Regions from separate parts of the Homo sapiens genome. Here region 1 is linked to region 2. Evidence: read pairs that join two places in POLR2A ChIA-PET (ENCODE). Cell type or tissue: Panc1. All regions are shown on one strand.

What was found. Peaks named below come from ENCODE experiments on the same cell type or tissue, not always from the same donor. Only the 100,000 strongest peaks of a DNase experiment are listed, where the experiment ranks them.
Region 1: POLR2A ChIA-PET joins it to region 2 with 11 read pairs; 5 of 35 experiments call an interaction of 5 or more read pairs at or near these places.

What each region holds. Positions count from the first base shown.
Region 1 is chr1:1,552,800-1,560,799 of GRCh38, forward strand. The region is part of intron 2 of SSU72 (SSU72 homolog, RNA polymerase II CTD phosphatase); the gene reads right to left. Among named protein-coding and RNA genes, the nearest start is that of TMEM240, 16 kb to the left of the region's middle. In Panc1, no CTCF peak of the experiment used is centred here; no DNase peak of the experiment used is centred here.
Region 2 is chr1:1,429,398-1,437,397 of GRCh38, forward strand. TMEM278 (transmembrane protein 278) reads left to right here. Exons shown (of 2, transcript NM_001146685.2): 2 at 1-858. It overlaps VWA1 (von Willebrand factor A domain containing 1), which reads left to right and starts at 6,293. Exons shown (of 3, transcript NM_022834.5): 1 at 6,293-6,424; 2 at 7,530-8,000. The coding sequence starts at 6,352. It overlaps LOC107985729, which reads left to right and starts at 3,836. Exons shown (of 4, transcript XM_017003066.2): 1 at 3,836-3,891; 2 at 4,566-4,674; 3 at 4,799-5,005; 4 at 5,139-6,152. The coding sequence starts at 3,836. The coding sequence ends at 5,753. It overlaps LINC01770 (long intergenic non-protein coding RNA 1770), which reads right to left and starts at 5,176. Exons shown (of 2, transcript NR_125996.1): 1 at 4,791-5,176; 2 at 760-1,265. RefSeq lists enhancers at 2,972-3,715, 5,204-5,947, 5,207-5,266 and silencers at 5,052-5,346, 6,093-6,462, 6,221-6,410. In Panc1, a CTCF peak has its summit at 1,241; no DNase peak of the experiment used is centred here; H3K4me3 peaks cover 5,939 bases; H3K27ac peaks cover 7,358 bases.

The DNA.
Region 1 (8,000 bases), 120 kb after region 2:
CACTTGAGGTCAGGAGTTTGAGACCAGCCTGGCCAATATGGCAAAACCCCATCTCTACTAAAACTACAAAAATTAGCCAGAAATGGTAGCTAATGCCTGTAATCCCAGCTACTTGGGAGGCTGAAGCAGGAGAAACTATTGAACCCACGAGGCGGAGGTTGCAGTGAGCCGAGATTGCGCCATTGCACTCCAGCCTGGGCGACAGAATGAGACTGTCTCAAAAAAAAAAAAAAAAAAAAATTACTTTTTAAAGTTTTCAAGAAAAAGGTCTTAAATTGTGAATTATTCTGCAACACAAAACCAGACTAAACCCGAAACATTCCACTTGGAGGAAAGCCGGTCTCTGCACTGTGGCCCCATGGTGTCCGGCTTCACTTGGACAGAAACCCTGGATCTGTAACCGCAGCCTCACCCTCAGCACTGCTGCCAGCCGAGAAGGGTCTCCGGCTCGGCCCCTCTGTGCCCCCTCAGCAGACAGAACATAAGGGACTTCTTATCTCCACCCCAGGACATTCCAGTTATTTAGTTATTTAAAAAAATAATAATACAGTAGTTGTTTTGCCAGGAAATTCAGCTTCGGAATACAACCTTTTAAGGCTGAGGCAGGCAGATCACGAGGTTAGGAAATCGAGATCATCCTTGCTAACATGGTGAAACCCGTCTCTAGTAAAAGTACAAAAAACTAGGTGGGCGTGGCCAGGCGCAGCGGCTCATGCCTGTAATCCCAGCACTTTGGGAGGCTGAGGCCAGCAGATCATAAGGTCAGGAGATCGAGACCATCCTGGCTAACACGGTGAAACCCTGTCTCTACTAAAAATACAAAAAAAAAAAAAAAAAAAAAATTAGCCGGGCATGGTGGCAGGCGCCTGTAGTCCCAGCTACTCGGGAGGCCAAGGCAGGAGAATGGTGTGAACCCGGGAGGCAGAGCTTGCGGTGAGCCGAGACCACGCCACTGCACCTCCAGCCTGGGTGGCAGAGCGAGACTCCGTCTCAAAAAAAAAAAAAAAAAGGCACCCAGGCTGACAGACGAACTGGAGCAGGCCGCATCTGAAGGATGTCACCAGTGTGACATTCTCTTGACAATGCAGCTGAACTGTCTACTGAAAAAAACGGAGGATAAAGACCTCATCCAGAGGAGGCCAGTGGTCACTATGGACTGTCTCAAGCAGGGATCCTCCTGGGGACCACCAGACTACGTCAGTGGTGAGAACTCAGCAGGTCCGGGGGACGTCAGGTGGCCACGGAGACCACGTGTCAGTGGCCAGGGCCTCTAAAGAGAAACGAGGAGGAAGTGCAGCTCCAGGGAGTGGAGCGGTTGTGAGATTCACCATCAGCAAAAAGTGAAGCTGAGCACGAGGCGGATCCGGACCACTAAGGGGTCCCCACGAAGCTGAGCACGAGGCGGATCCGGACCACTAAGGGGTCCCCACGAAGCTGAGCATGAGGCGGACCCGGACCACTCGGGGGCCCCCACGAAGCTGAGCACGAGACGGATCCGGACCACTCGGGGGTCCCCACGAAGCTGAGCATGAGGCGGATCCGGACCACTCGGGGGTCCCCACGAAGCTGAGCATGAGGCGGATCCGGCCCATTTGGGGGTCCCCACGAGCCCTCGCTGACCACCCACACCCATTTGATGTGGTTGCTCTCAGGATAAACCACCCAGGGCCCCAAGGTGCCAGGACATACCAGGAAACGCCCCAAACACAGCTCGGTTTTCCTTACCAAGGTTTTCTCTTTTCACTCCCTAGGGGCCTTAGTGGGACCAGAACATCCCGGGGAGTTAGAATGAGCGCAGCTGCCCATCCCACAGGAGAACCGAGAGGCCAGGACCACACTACCCTGCTATGAGTCACCAGGGACTTGAAAGGGAACCCACAGGCACTGCCACGCCAGTGTGGCTGGCACCAGGGACCGCACTCTCCCACCACGGCCTGGGAAAAAGCCATGTCAGGTGCAGCACGCTGGCCACAGGCACTGGAGCCACGAAAGCAACAGCCCTGGGCAGCCCAGCACCATCCTGGGTTCCCTGCTGCCGGCGCCAGCCCCACGTACCCCCGACCACCTCAGCTCCTGGCCCTCAGCCTCTCCTTTGCAAACCGTGGCTGGCAGCAGAGACTTCCTTGACGTCAAGTCTCCTGAAGGTGTTGATGCTCCGTGGAAGCCTTGGTCCTTCCCCGGAAGGCCACACCATCTTCCCTGCACGTATGACTCATCCCAGAGCATGCTAAGTGCTGCTGCCCTGACAGACACACCCACGAGGGGGGCCAGCTATCACCTTATTGGCCAGATTGTCCCGGTAACTGAGTGACGGGACACACAGGAACACTGCAGAGCCTGACAGCCATGCCCCTGCCACACACACAGAAGACTCCCCACATCAGAGGGGAGGTCAGAGGTCTCAAAGGTCAGGTTAGAGCTGGGTCAATCCGTTTCCATGGCAAAACTCAAAGCACCGACACAGGAGGCTCCGGTATCTGTGCTCCTGGTGCATGGCGGGGATGAGACAGCCTCGGCGGCGCTGGTGGAGCTCCTGGGAGCCTCGCTCCAGCGAGGACAGAGCTGCAGCTCAGCACAGTGACTGCCCAGGGCTCTGACCCAGATGCCAACAGCCTGGGCAGTGGCACCTCGGCCAAGAAAGGAGGAACCAGTGCTGCAGGGGCCAGGTGGCGGCTGTGGCAGGCATGTCTGGAGGGAGTGTCGTGCATGTGGGTGACAAGAACAGCCGAGTGTGCCACAAGCGTGGACGGCAGCTCCGTACTCAGAAGGGCACGGTGAGAAGAGCAGGTGACACCGACACGGCTGTGCACAGCACGATGCTCTGGGCTCCCGGGATGGACTGGGATCCACTCACCACACTATGCCACAAGCTTGCCAGCTACCACTTCCATGTCAACGTATCAAGAAATACATCTGGGCCGGGCACAGTGGCTGACACCTGTAATCCCAGCACTCTGGGAGGCCAAGGCAGGCAGACTGCTTGAGTTCAGGAATCCAAGACCAGCCTGGGCAACAGGGCGAAACCTCATTTCTACTAAAAATAAAAAAATCAGGCCAGGTGGGGTGGCTCATGGCTGGAGTCCCAGCTACTCAGGAGGCTGAGGTGGGAGGATTGAGCCCAGGGACATAAGGCTACAGGGAGCTATGATGTTACCACTGAACTCCAGCATCAAAGTCAGAGCGAGACCGTCTCGAAAAAATAAATTCACTTTGAGGCTGGGCATGGTGGCTCACTCCTGTAATCCCAGCACTATGGGAGGCCAATGCGGGTGGATCACTTGAGGCCAGGAGTTTGAGACCAGCCTGGCCAACATGGCAAAACCCCATCTCTACAAAAAATACACAAAGTTTGGCCAGGCACGGTGGCTCACGCCTATAATCCCAGCACTTTGGGAGGCCAAGGCGGGTGGATCACAAGGTCAGGAGATGGAGACCATCCTGGCTAACACGGTGAAACTCCATCTCTATTAAAAATACAAAGAATTAGCCAGGCGTGGTGGCGGCGTGCCTGTAGTCCCAGCTACTTGGGAAGCTGAGGCAGGAGAATCACTTGAACAAGGTGAAACCCATGTCTACTAAAAATACAAAAAATTAGCCGGACGTGGTGGGGGGCGCCCGTAATCCCAGCTACTTGCGGGGGCTGAGGCAGGAGAATCGCTTGAACCCAGGAAGTGGAGCTTGCAGTGAGCCAAGACCACGCCATTGCACTCCAGCCTGGGCAAAAAGAGCAAAACTCTTGTCTCAAAAAAAAAAAAATTTCATTTTGATAGCGAATGCTTTTTTGGCAAAGCACAGAGGCTGCACAAACAGAACTCAGGAACCCCTCGAAAAGGTCTCATGGCCATCTCTGGAGCTGCTGGGCACCCAACTGTAACCGTGGCCTCAACACAGAGCCACACAAGGCTCAGGCCAGCTCTGGGGGGGTCCACCATGGCCTTGCGACTGCAGGCACCGTGAAACTACTTTGCAAAAGCATCTCACCTGCTGCAGACTAGGTGAAAACTCACAGGCTTGTGGGCCCTGACCCTGGGCTACCTCTTGAAGACGAAGGCACAGTCAGCACAGCTGCATTCTGTCCAGACCCTCAAATGACCACCAGCAACTACCTCAGCCAGTCAGCTCCGTTCTACCTCTGTCATCTCAGATGAGAAGAGCAGGCCAGTATCTCTGGCCTTACCTGAAATATCTTAAGGCCGTAATTTACATTTTAGGCATGAATGATTTTCTAAAACCCACGATCAGAGTTTCTCTGGGAATCGGCGTCTGGCTTAGGAACACATTCATTTGTTTGACAAATACCTTCCCAAAACTATTTTAAAACACAGCTGCTGGGCGGGACGCAGTGGCTCACACCTGTAATCCCAGGACTTTGGGTGGCCGAGGCGGGTGAATCACTTGAGGTCAGCAGTTCAAGACCAGCTTGGCCAACATAGTGAAATCCTGTCTCTACTAAAAATACAAAAATTAGCCGGGTGTGGCAGTGCATGCCTATAATCCCAGCTACTCAGGAGGCTGAGGCAGGAGAATCGTTTGAACCTGGGAGGCGGAGGTTGCAGTGAGCCGAGATTGCACCACTGCACTCCAGCCTGGGCGACAGAACAAGACTCTGTCTCAAAAAAGTAAATAAATAAATAAATAAATAAAGCTTCATATCAGCATTTCCTTTTTGGGAACTATACTATTCATCTGAATTAGCATATATATATATATGGGGCCGGACACAGCGGCTCACACCTGTAATCTCAAAACTTTGGAAGGCCAAAACAGGTGGTTCACCGGAGGTCAGGTGTTTTGAGACATGTCTGGCCAACGTGGTGAAACCCCATCTCTACTAAAAATACCAAAATTAGCCAGGCGTGGTGGTACGCCGCACCTGTAATCCCAGCTACTCAGGATGCTGAGGCAGGAGAATCGCTTGAACCCGGGAGGCAAAGATTGCAGTGAGCCGAGATCACGCCATTGCACTCCAGCAGGGGTGACAGACTGAGACTCCATCTCAAAAAAGAAGTCTACCACATTTTACTCTGAGACAAGGAAATGTCCACAGGGAAGTGGCCACACACAGAAGTTAACCTAAAAGACAATGAATTCAGAGGACGGACATGAACAAATGTGCAATTTAAAACACAGGCCAGGTGCAGTGGCAACCCCTATAATCCCAGAGCTTTGGGAGGCCAAGGCGGGCTCATCACATGAGGTCAGGACCAGCCTGGCCAACATGGTGAAACCCCATCTCTACTAAAAGTACAAAAATTAGCCAGGCGTGGTGGCACATGCCTGAAATCCCAGCTACTCGGGAGGCTGAGGCAGGAAAATCGCTTGAACCCAGGGTCGGAGGTTGCAGTGAGCCAAGATCGTGCCATTGCACTCCAGCCTGGGCAACAGAGTGAGACTCTGTCTCAATTAAAAAAAAAAAAAAAAGCTGGGCATGGCATAGGCCTCTGGTCCCAGCTACTGGGGAGGGTGACGTGGCAGGATCACCCACCTGAGTCTGGGATGCCCAGGCTGCAGTGAGCTGTGACAGCACCACTGCATTGCAGCCCACACGACAGAGAGACGCCCTGTCTCAAAACCAAATAATAATAATAATCCAAACCCCAAACGTCATTAGAAAAAATTAGGTAATTAGAAAAAAATCCACAAGAGAGGTACAAACAGTATATGCCAGACACAGGCTTGGTCTCCAGCTGCACGGCCAGACGAGACCCAGGAAAGTGTCAGATGCACTTGCGTTTCACAGGACAACAGTCACATTAACATTTAGAGCTACACGTTTACTTGCTTTTGAAGACAAGTGGTTTTGCAGTTCATAACACAAAAAGCTGGTAAACCTTCACTAACTTACATGTACACAGGATGAACTTTCTGTAGGATCCTGTGAGACTCCCACACACCTTCTCATGTGGCTGAATGGGCTTCCCTGGAGCGGGGGAACTGTCCAGGCCGGTGTCTGCCACCCCAGCCCTCCTTTCACAACGGCCTCTCCCTCCTCCTCTACCCTCTGGGCCAGCGGCTGTTGCCTGGACCCCCTCACTGGGCTGAGTGACACTTCACTAGGTCAGACTGGCCATTCACTAACTTAGAAACAGAAGTCACTTGTCTTCTCCCCAAAGGCACTCCAAGCAAGCTTGGGATGGCTTAACCAGACTCCTTTCAATCAAAAATGAAAAAATCCTGCAAGAAAGCTCAACTATGGAAAGTGGCTTCAGTGTAAAATGAAAAAAAATAGAGAAGCCTCTGCACGTGACCCTGGGAGCCAGGCTCAAGCCCCTCGGCAGGACACCCAGCGCAAAGCTGCTCTACTCCACGTGCCACTGAGGCTGAGCGAGGAAAAGTCATGGCAAAGAAACCTGGGACTTAGAAATAGTTCCACGCATGCTCAGCGAAAGAACAAAAGGCTGCATATGAACTGGACAGTGTGGAATGAGCAGACCTGTAGCACGGGAAGCAGCTAAACTGGACGGTGTGGAACGGGCGGACCTGTAGCACGGGAAGCTGCTACAGGCACTGGGAGGAGAATGGGCAGCAGCAAACGGCCTTGGGAGACGAAAAGCGTCTCAAAACCAATTGTGGTGACGGCTGCAACTCCATGAATGTCCTGAAACCCACAGAACTGGACACGCGACTCAGGGAAGTGCATGATTTGTACATTTTATCTCAATAAAAACAATTCTTGATAAAACGGTCAGTCCACCCAAGGAAAGAACCTACACAGTAGAGTTCCCATTTGTCTACAAAGGTCAGGGGAGCTTAGATCCCCGTCCCTGGTCCAGGTATATACACTACTACTATTATTACTACCCTGGCTGGAGTCCAACAGCACAATCTCAGCTCGCTGCAGCCTCTGCCTCCTGGGTTCAAGTGACCCTCCCGCCTCAGCCACCTGAGCAGCTGGGATTACAGGCACACGCCACCACACCCAGCTACTTTTTGTATTTTATTTTTGGAGACAGTTTCATTCTGGTTGCCCAGGCTGGAGTGCAATGGTGCAACTTCGGCTCACGGCAACCTCCATCTCCCAGGTTCAAGTGATTCTCCTGCCTCAGCCTCATGAGTAGCTAGGATCAGGCATGCACCACGATGGCCGGCTAATTTTTTATTTTTAGTAGAGACGGGGGTTTCTCCATTTTGGTCAGGCTGCTCCCAAACTCTCGACCTTGGGTGATCCGCCCACCTCGGCCTCCCAAAGTGCTGGGATTACAGGCATGTGCCACCATGCCTAGCGTTTTGTACTTTTAGTAGAGACAGGGTTTTACCCTGTTGGCCAGGTTGGTCTCAAACTCAACTCGGGTGATCCACCTGCCTCGGTCTCCCAGTATTGGGATTACAGGTGTGAGCCACTGCATCCAGCCCCATGTATGTATACTATTAATTCCCAAAAGAAAATGTGGATGAAACTTTTTTAACAAGAGTCTTGTTCTCTTCCTCAGGCTGGAGCACAATGGCGCAATCACAGCTCAGTGAAGCCTCCTGCCTCAGCTTCCCGAGTAGCTGTGCCACCACACCCACCACATCTGTGTGTTTTTTGTAGAGATAGAGGCTTGCTATGCTGCCCAGGCTGGCCTCCGGCTCCTGGGCTCAACTGAGCCTCCTGCCTCGGTCTCCCCAGGCTGGAACTGCAGGCGTGGCTCGTCTAACTTTACCGAAGGCTCGCATCCCAGTGCTGCAAACCTAGACTCGTACCCTGACAATCCCCAAGGGAGGTTTCAGAGGCACAGGCAGCAAGTCCCTCAACCCCTCAGGCTCACTTCTGGCTTGTGGGGGAAAAGACCAAAATCAGCCATCTAGAGCCAAATACAGTCTCTAACTTATTATGGCTCAATGCAGGATTTTTTCACTTTAGCATGGGGTTACCAGCAGGCAACCTCACAGAAAGTCAAGGAGATTTTGTATTTAAGAAATGAAAGCTGAGAATAGTGGCTCACGCCTCTAATCCAAGTACTCTGGAAGGCCAACATGTGAGGATCACTTGAGGCCAGGAGTTCGAGACAAACCTGGAT
Region 2 (8,000 bases):
AGATTTGTCTGATTTTTTTTATGGTCTCTTGATACATGCTTGCTTTTTAGATTACAGTTTCCACTTCTTAAACATATTTCATATATAGTTATTTTATATTCTGTACTAAATAATTCCAGTGTCCTAGTCTTTGGGGGTCTAAATCTGTGACTGGTGTTTCTGCCGATTCTCATCAGTAGCATGGTGTTTCTCTGAACGTTTGGTTGTTTAATTGTCAGCTGTTATCGGAGACAATTCTGAGGTCCAACTTGGGGATGCTTCCCTCCAGAGACTATTCCCCTTTTCCAGGCGAGACCACCCTCGGCCCCCTCAGTGACCCTTGAGACCCCTGGTTTAAGCAGCCCCTAGGCAGAGAAACATACTTGTTCCCTGGCCGCAGGCTGGCTCTCTGTCCCTGTGTGTGTCCAGGGAGTTATCTGCTTTCCCAACCACTTCCCTTCATCATCCAGGCCTCCACACTACTCTGTCTGTTTGTTTACTTAGAGACAGAGTCTTGCTCTGCCGCCCAGTCTGAGTGCAGTGGTGAGCTCCTAGCTCTCTGCAGCCTCGCCCTCCCAGGCTCAAGTGATCCTCCTGCCTCAGCCTCCCAAGTAGCTGTGACTAGAGTGCACCACCACACCCAGCTAATTTTAAATTTTTTTGTAGAGACGGGGTCTCATCATGTTGCCCAGGCTGGTCTCGAACTCCTAGGCACAAGCAATCCTCTCGCCTCAGCCTCCTAAAGTGTTGGGATTACAGGCATGAGCCACCCCACCTGGCCTTATTTATTTTTGCTGTTTAATTTTGGGGGAGACTCGGAGATATTTACTTTCTTGGAAACACAACAGTCTATTAAAAATGTACGCTCATAGTAATTCATCCAGAAGTTGGTTGTTGCTGGAAGGCCTTTTAAGGGATCTAGTACATCATATTGCCAGCAGGGCTCAGCCTGTGACCAGCAAGGTCTGGGCTCCGTCTGGGGCCAGGGTCAAGGCTCATTCCGTGGCCTTGAGCACAGCCTGGTGTGTGGCTGGGTCGAGTCCAGCAGAAGTCTCGGGGTTTTCCAGCCTCCATCCGAGTCCGGCTTTGATGCCTTTCCTGGTCAGACAGGAGCCGGGCCAGTGGCCAAGCTGCCAGGATGGCTTCCCCGGGGCCGCGGCCGCCTTCCTTCCCCTCCTGCCCGGGCTGGCTCTGGTCGCCACTAGGGGTTGAAGATGAGGGCTCTCCTGGGAAGCTCTTGGCTGAGGATCCGCCTGGTCCCGGAGCCGTGAAAACAACAGCTGGGCCTGGTGGGGGTGGGGAGGCTGAGCGGAGAGGCCAGCTCCCTTGGCTGCTGGGCAGGGTCTTCTGTCCACAGCTGCCTCAGGCGGCTGTTTCCAAAGGTGTTTCCAGCTTCCCAGGCCCACCCTGAGGCCCCGCACCGCCAGGGAGGTGGAAGGCACGGAGCAGCGAAGCCCGGCCCCGGCCCCGGCCGCCCGACCAGCTCACAGAGGAACACCTGTGGGGGGGCCTGTGGGCGGTTCACAGAGGGATGTAGGAACGTGCCTGTGGGAGGCCGTAGCCCCGGAGAGCAGAGGCCTGGCCGGCGGAAGAGAAGCAAGGAAGGGGCGATTCAGGAAGGCCAGAGCCCGAGTGCCGGGGCAGGGGCCCCACCCCCTCACCCCCTCACCCCCTCACCCCCTAGGACAGAAGAGGCCCTCCGTTGGAAGGCAGGGGCCCCACCCCCAGGACAGAAGAGGCCCCACGTTGGAAGGCAGGGGCCCCACCCCCTAGGACAGAACGGGCCCTGCGTTGAGGCCCCTGGGTTCTTCCCCCGGGTTCTTGCCTGGCCCCTTCCATGGATCCTAAGCAGCTCCCTTATCGGCCACCATCTGGGAAGCCAGGAGGGGGGCATGAAATGAGGGGGAGGTGGGGCCCCCAGCCAGGGTTCCCCTCCTCAAGGCCCCAGGTATACAGTTGGCCTTTGCCCAGCCCTTCTAGCCCCTGCAGGGGCAGGACCCCACCTGGACCCCATGAATCTCTCCCAACTTTTGCCCAGCATGGTGTCCCTGACCGAAACCCCTCCACTTCAGGACCCTGGGTCCCCAGGCCCGCCCCCACCCTGAGGGTGCCTCTACACCCCTTCCCCCAGAGCCCCTTCCCCCAGCCTGAGGGCCAGGAGCAGCCTCCCTCTTCCTGCAGTCTCTACCACAGCTCTCCACTGGCCCAGGGGCCTGAACTCCTTGGGTGCAGCCGAGCTGCAGGGTGGCTGTGGGGACCTCTGCTTGGCGTTCTTTCCCGGTGGCTGAGGCCCCTGCCCTGCCCAAATGGGAGCCCGGAGTGTGTGTGTGTGGCTGTGTGTGTCCCATCTGCGTCCCTGTCACACGTCATGCCGGAGCAGGGGAGGCAGTAAGGGGCCCCACCCCACTGGATGCAGTGGGCTTCCCACCTTGCCCGGTGTCATTTCCTGATTTGCAAAATATTTCCTGGGAGCAGAGTTGTTGGCAAGCACAGCCTCAGACGGTGTGAGCAGCTGGGGGACCCCTCAGATGTGGCTCCCTCTGTCCCTCCGGCCTGTGCTGGCCTGCCCCTGCCCCCAGGCCTGTAAGCTGGGCAGGCTGTGGGGCAGGAACTCCCCAGGGTGAGTGGGCTGGTCTGAGGGCTAAGGCCCCTGCTCCCAGCTCCGCCCCACCCGCCTCTGGGAGTCCCTTGTGGTGTGTGGACATAGGTCAGTCCCTCCCTGCTGCCTCCTCCCTATCCCAGTCCAGGCCCCTGGGAGTTTTGCGTCTGCCCAGGGCTGTGGCCTGGGCCTGTCTGGACTGTGTCTGGGGAAGGGGCAGCATGTGGTCCTCCTCTCCCTTTCAGGGAAGGATGTCCCAGCAGAGAGGCAAAGTGAGGGGACCCACACAAGGAAGGGGCCCTGCTATTAGGAAACCCTGGGTCATTCAGGCCTGCTGCTCTCCGGCTCCCACCGGGCCGGGCTCTGTCCTCGCTGTGACGAACCTCCTGCCCCTGTCGAGGCCGGCAACACCCTCCACCCGGCCACCCCTCCCGAAGGCCCCCAGCCTGCTCTGCCCCTGCAGTCCTGGCGCAGGCCCCTCCTGCCCACCCCACCCTGCTCTCAGCACTCGCGGTTCCTTCTCTCTGCCTGGAAGGCTCTTCCTCGGGTACCCCTTGCGTGCGAGTCCCCAGTGACCCCCTGTTCTCACAGGGAAAACAAGTAGACCGTATCTTTCCTAGCTGTTCACCGCCCACCCTCCTAGCCTGGCAGTGCTGGCCCGGCGCCTGTGTGTCCCCAGCACTGAGGCTGGGGCGCGGCTGTGCCCAGCACACAGACGAGGGATGGATGGACAGACGCAGATGGTGCAGCTCCCACCCCTACCCAGGCTGCTACCCGCCAGGTGTCTACCCGCCACCCCAGCTGCTGCTGGCACGGGGGACTGAGGGGGGTCAGCTCTGGGGCCAGAGGGGCAGGCCTGGGCTCCTGGGAAGTGAAAAGTGACCCCCGAGGCCCCCAAGACCTGTCCTTGACCCCAGTGAGCAGGTTGAGTCTAGGAGCTGCGTGGGCCCTGCTCTCTTGGTGACCCCTGCTCTGCCCCACTTACTGTTGTGGGGTGGGCTCAGGCACACCCCAGAGCAGTGCCTCAGGCCCGCACCGCTGCCCCTCACCGCCGCTGCCCCTCACCGCCGCTGCCCCTCACCACTGCTGCCCCTCACCGCCCCGTCCATCTGCTCCTGTGTGTGCTTGAGTACGTTTGTGAGATACGTGAAAACAGCAACAAAAGGCGCCGGGTGCGGGCCTGGGCGTCCTGCCCTCAGCTCGGGTCAGGGGTGGGGTCAGAGGCCTCAGGAGTTGCCCTTTTACCCAGGGTCAAACATGACCACAGCCAGCTGGGGACAAAAGGCCCTTCATCTTCTGCAGAAGCCTGGATTGTGCGGAGGAGGGAGCATTCCCAAAGGCGGGTGGGGGCAGGGGCGGTGCCCGGGTGACAGCAGCCTCCCCAGCTTCCTGGAACTCTCTCCACCTGCCTGCAGACAGACCGGCAGGGCAGGCTGGCTCCGGGAAGTGAGGCACAGGGACTCCCACAGCCCAGGCCCAGACCGTGGGGGCGGGGTGGCCGCAGCCAAACCAGGCTGCTCCCCACCCCATGGGGCCCCAGGCCACCAGGATCAGACAGGGGCTGTGCCTGCAGGAGGCAGAGGGCTCGGGGCCAGCACCCACTGTGATCTGGCCTGACCCGTCCTTGCCTCTGCCTCTTACCCCGGGCCCTTCTCCCTGGAGAGTGGAGGGTTCCGGCTGTTATATTTGTGCTTCCTCCGGTGTCTGCCTCAAGTCCGGCCCGGGCCCTGACACTGCACCTCTGGCTGACCCCATGCTCTCTGGGACCCTCTGTCCACGTCCCTCCTCCGGGGTGGAGACAGCGGGGGGAGGGCAGGACACAAGAATGAGTCCTGAAGACTGAGGGGCACGGGGAGAGCTGATGGGGAGGGTCTCCTAGCTGGAGGGACTCCAGGCAGAGCCGGGAGCAAGGCAGGTGGCTGAGCTCGGCCCAGGCTGGGTGGAGGCCAGGCCTCCTGTGCCTTCTCCCGCTGATGGCGAGCTGAAGGGAGGAGGGCGGCCGCTTCCTTGAGGGCCTGAGTCACAGCCAAGAAGACCCGCTCACTTTTTCCAGAAGTGAGGGAAACTTCCCCGTCAGCCCTGCAAGGCTGGCTGAGGTGTGACTGTGGCCCGCCTGCTGGGCGAGGGTGGGGGACAAGCGGGCCACTGGCTGTGAGCCTCCCCAGGGTGGGGGACCCTCGGCCCAGCTCCCTGCCTGACTACCTGGACGTGCCTCCGCAGGGTCTGCAGCCAGCTTCCGGTCAGACCCCAGGTCCTCCAGCGGCTGCGGCCTTCAGCGTCATCTCCACGGCAGCCCCTGTGTACTGGGGGCTGGGGGGCCTGGCGAGGCCCCTCGAAGTGGTACAGCTTGCACTCTGGGGACCCAAAGTCCCCCCACCGGGCCCAGGCGGAAGCACCAGGCATTTCTGGTCCCAGCCGAGGTCTGAGGTCTGTGGAGCGCAGCCAGCACCTCCACTGCCAAGATCCCCGGCAGGGGGGGTGGGGGGCGCCGGCGGGGACACAGCTCTCCCTTGTTCCTGCCGCCAGCTCCTCAGCCTCAGCCTGCTGCTTCCTTTTTTAGGCAAAGTCGAGTGCTGGCCGTCCGCACGGCCCCGCGGTGTCTCACCTGCCTGAAAGGGAGGAAGGAAGCCTGTGGAGCCCCATCCGTTCTCCCGCGGCGCATCCTCCAGGAGAGGGTGGGGAAGGAGGAGACATCCTGGCAGACACCCCCCCACGTCCCCCACCTCCCAGCTCTGAGCTGAGGAGGCCCTGGAAGAGGGCCATGGCTACTCCGAGGGAGGGCCGGGGTAGGGTTCTCCTGTCCAGGGGACACTGCTGGCCCAGCCCCACCCAAGCAGGGGAAATCTGCCCTGGGAGCCACTGTCCCTCAGGACGCCCCCTGCAACCAGCCACCTCTCGTCTGGGCCTCACCAAGACCCCAAGACTCAAGAGCTCCTGTCTCACCAGTGGGACCCTCCAGTCCTGCTGGGGGTGTGTCCTGGGTCCTGGAGTCTGGGCCCCTCACTGGGTAGGGTATATGGGTAACAGGCCCAGTGTGGTCCCACTGGACAGGGCCTCAACCAACCATCTCCCACTCCCATGCCTCTTCCTCCAAGAAGCCCAGGTGGCGTGGGTGCTTCGAGTCTCTCTCGAATTCCTGTCTTCTGTCCCCTTTCAAGCCACTGTGTCCTTGTAAGTTCCACCCCATGGTCCTTCCCATCCCTGCTGGTCAGTCCCTGGGATACATGTCCTGTTACTCCAGACACCTATCCGCCTCCAGCGCGGAGGCCAAGGCGAAACCACGGTCTGGACGTGTTTTTTTGGTGCCACCGCCAGCCCCTGGGGTTCTCTTGGGCCTGGCTGCTGGGACCCCAGCACCCAGAGTCACGGCAGTGGTGGGCATGGGGAGGGCCTAGCCTGGTACCTCCCTGCTCGGCTCCCGCGGCTGGGGGTCGGAGAGGGGTGGAGAGCGTGGGCCGCACAGCCTCGGCCGGGAGAGGGAGACTGGAGTGTGTGTGTGTGCGTGCCTGCGCGTGCGTGCCTCGGTCGTATCTCGGCTGGTGCTGCGTGTCCCTGCGTGTCGGGGTCCGCTCGTGCGCGCCTCTCCGGGGTCTGTGCGCGTGGCCCTCCGCTCGCGCCGGAGGGCGTGGGCGTGGCCTCGGCGTGGGTGTGGCCGCTCGGGGAGGGGCCTCCCGGGGGCGGGGCCGGCCTGGTCCGCGCGGTGACGCGCCCTGCAGCCCCGAGCGAGCGAGCGAGCGAGCGAGTTGCCGAGCGCGCCCCGTCCCTCGCGCGCGATGCTCCCCTGGACGGCGCTCGGCCTGGCCCTGAGCTTGCGGCTGGCGCTGGCGCGGAGCGGCGCGGAGCGCGGTGAGTGCGGCGGGCGGCCGGGCCGGGGCTGGGGCTTCTGGTGACCGCTCTGCGCCGCTGCCCGCGCAAGGCCGTCGCTGTCCCCTGCTCCGGACGGGCGGGCGGGCTGGGAGGCTGCGGGAGCCGGGCGGGGGCGCGGGCGGAGCGTCCTGCTCACCTGAGGCTGGCGGCCCAGGTGCTCCAGGCGACACCGTCCGTGAGCGCCGGGGCATAGGGGCCGTCCCGGCCCGCATCTCTGCGGGATCGCGGGCCTGGACAGGAAGAGGGAGATGTCTGTCAAGGGGGCACCCCTGCCTCAGTTTCCCTACCCTTGCGAGGGCCCTTAGTGGAGGGATGGTAGGGAAGTTGGAGTCGCCCCACCGCACTGGGGAAAACCGCAAGGCCGGGACTAGAATTGAGGCACGCTGGTGCCCTGGCTTGGTGGGGAGGGGCGGTGTAGGGGGCATCAGCCTCCACCCCGGAGGTGCCCGGAGGAAGGGGGAAGCCTGCGAGGGGCTGTTCCGGCTTTCAGGCTGCTGGGGGTTATATCTTGTTGTGTGAGTCCAGGTGGGCTGGAGGATGGAGGCCAGGGGAGGGGCCACCATCTAGTAAGCGGGGTCTGGGCTCCAGCCAGGCCATCCGGCGTGGTCATTGCTGTGCCTCCGACACCTTCCCCTGCTGCTGTGTGCATGCCCAGGGTGCCTCACCTGCAGGCTGAGCTGCGTGGCTGAACTCCAGCCTCAGGCTGCTCCTCTGAAAGCCATGCCTGGAGGGAACAGCCCCACGGCTCAGGCCTGTCCTGGGGGCCTAGGCCAGGACTCTTGGCTCCACCTGCTTGCAGGGTCTGTGAGGAATGGGAAGGTGTGGGGGCTTGGAGCGGAGAGTCGCCCTCTCACAGATGGGATAACACAAGCCCAGAGAGAGCCCTAGATCCCATGGCCAGTGTGCAGTGAAACCCCCAAAAGTACAGGCCTCTTGCTTAGAGTTCCTCTTTCCCCCAACCTAGGACCTTTGGGAGAAGGCAAGCATCCACTTAAGGAAAGCTGGGGCCCTGGGGGACCCTGCCTTGCTGTGGGGCTGTCTGGGGGGCCCACACCTGAGGCTGAGCATTCCTCCTTTCCCCCAGGTCCACCAGCATCAGCCCCCCGAGGGGACCTGATGTTCCTGCTGGACAGCTCAGCCAGCGTCTCTCACTACGAGTTCTCCCGGGTTCGGGAGTTTGTGGGGCAGCTGGTGGCTCCACTGCCCCTGGGCACCGGGGCCCTGCGTGCCAGTCTGGTGCACGTGGGCAGTCGGCCATACACCGAGTTCCCCTTCGGCCAGCACAGCTCGGGTGAGGCTGCCCAGGATGCGGTGCGTGCTTCTGCCCAGCGCATGGGTGACACCCACACTGGCCTGGCGCTGGTCTATGCCAAGGAACAGCTGTTTGCTGAAGCATCAGGTGCCCGGCCAGGGGTGCCCAAAGTGCTGGTGTGGGTGACAGATGGCGGCTCCAGCGACCCTGTGGGCCCCCCCATGCAGGAGCTCAAGGACCTGGGCGTCACCGTGTTCATTGTCAGCACCGGCCGAGGCAACTTCCTGGAGCTGTCAGCCGCTG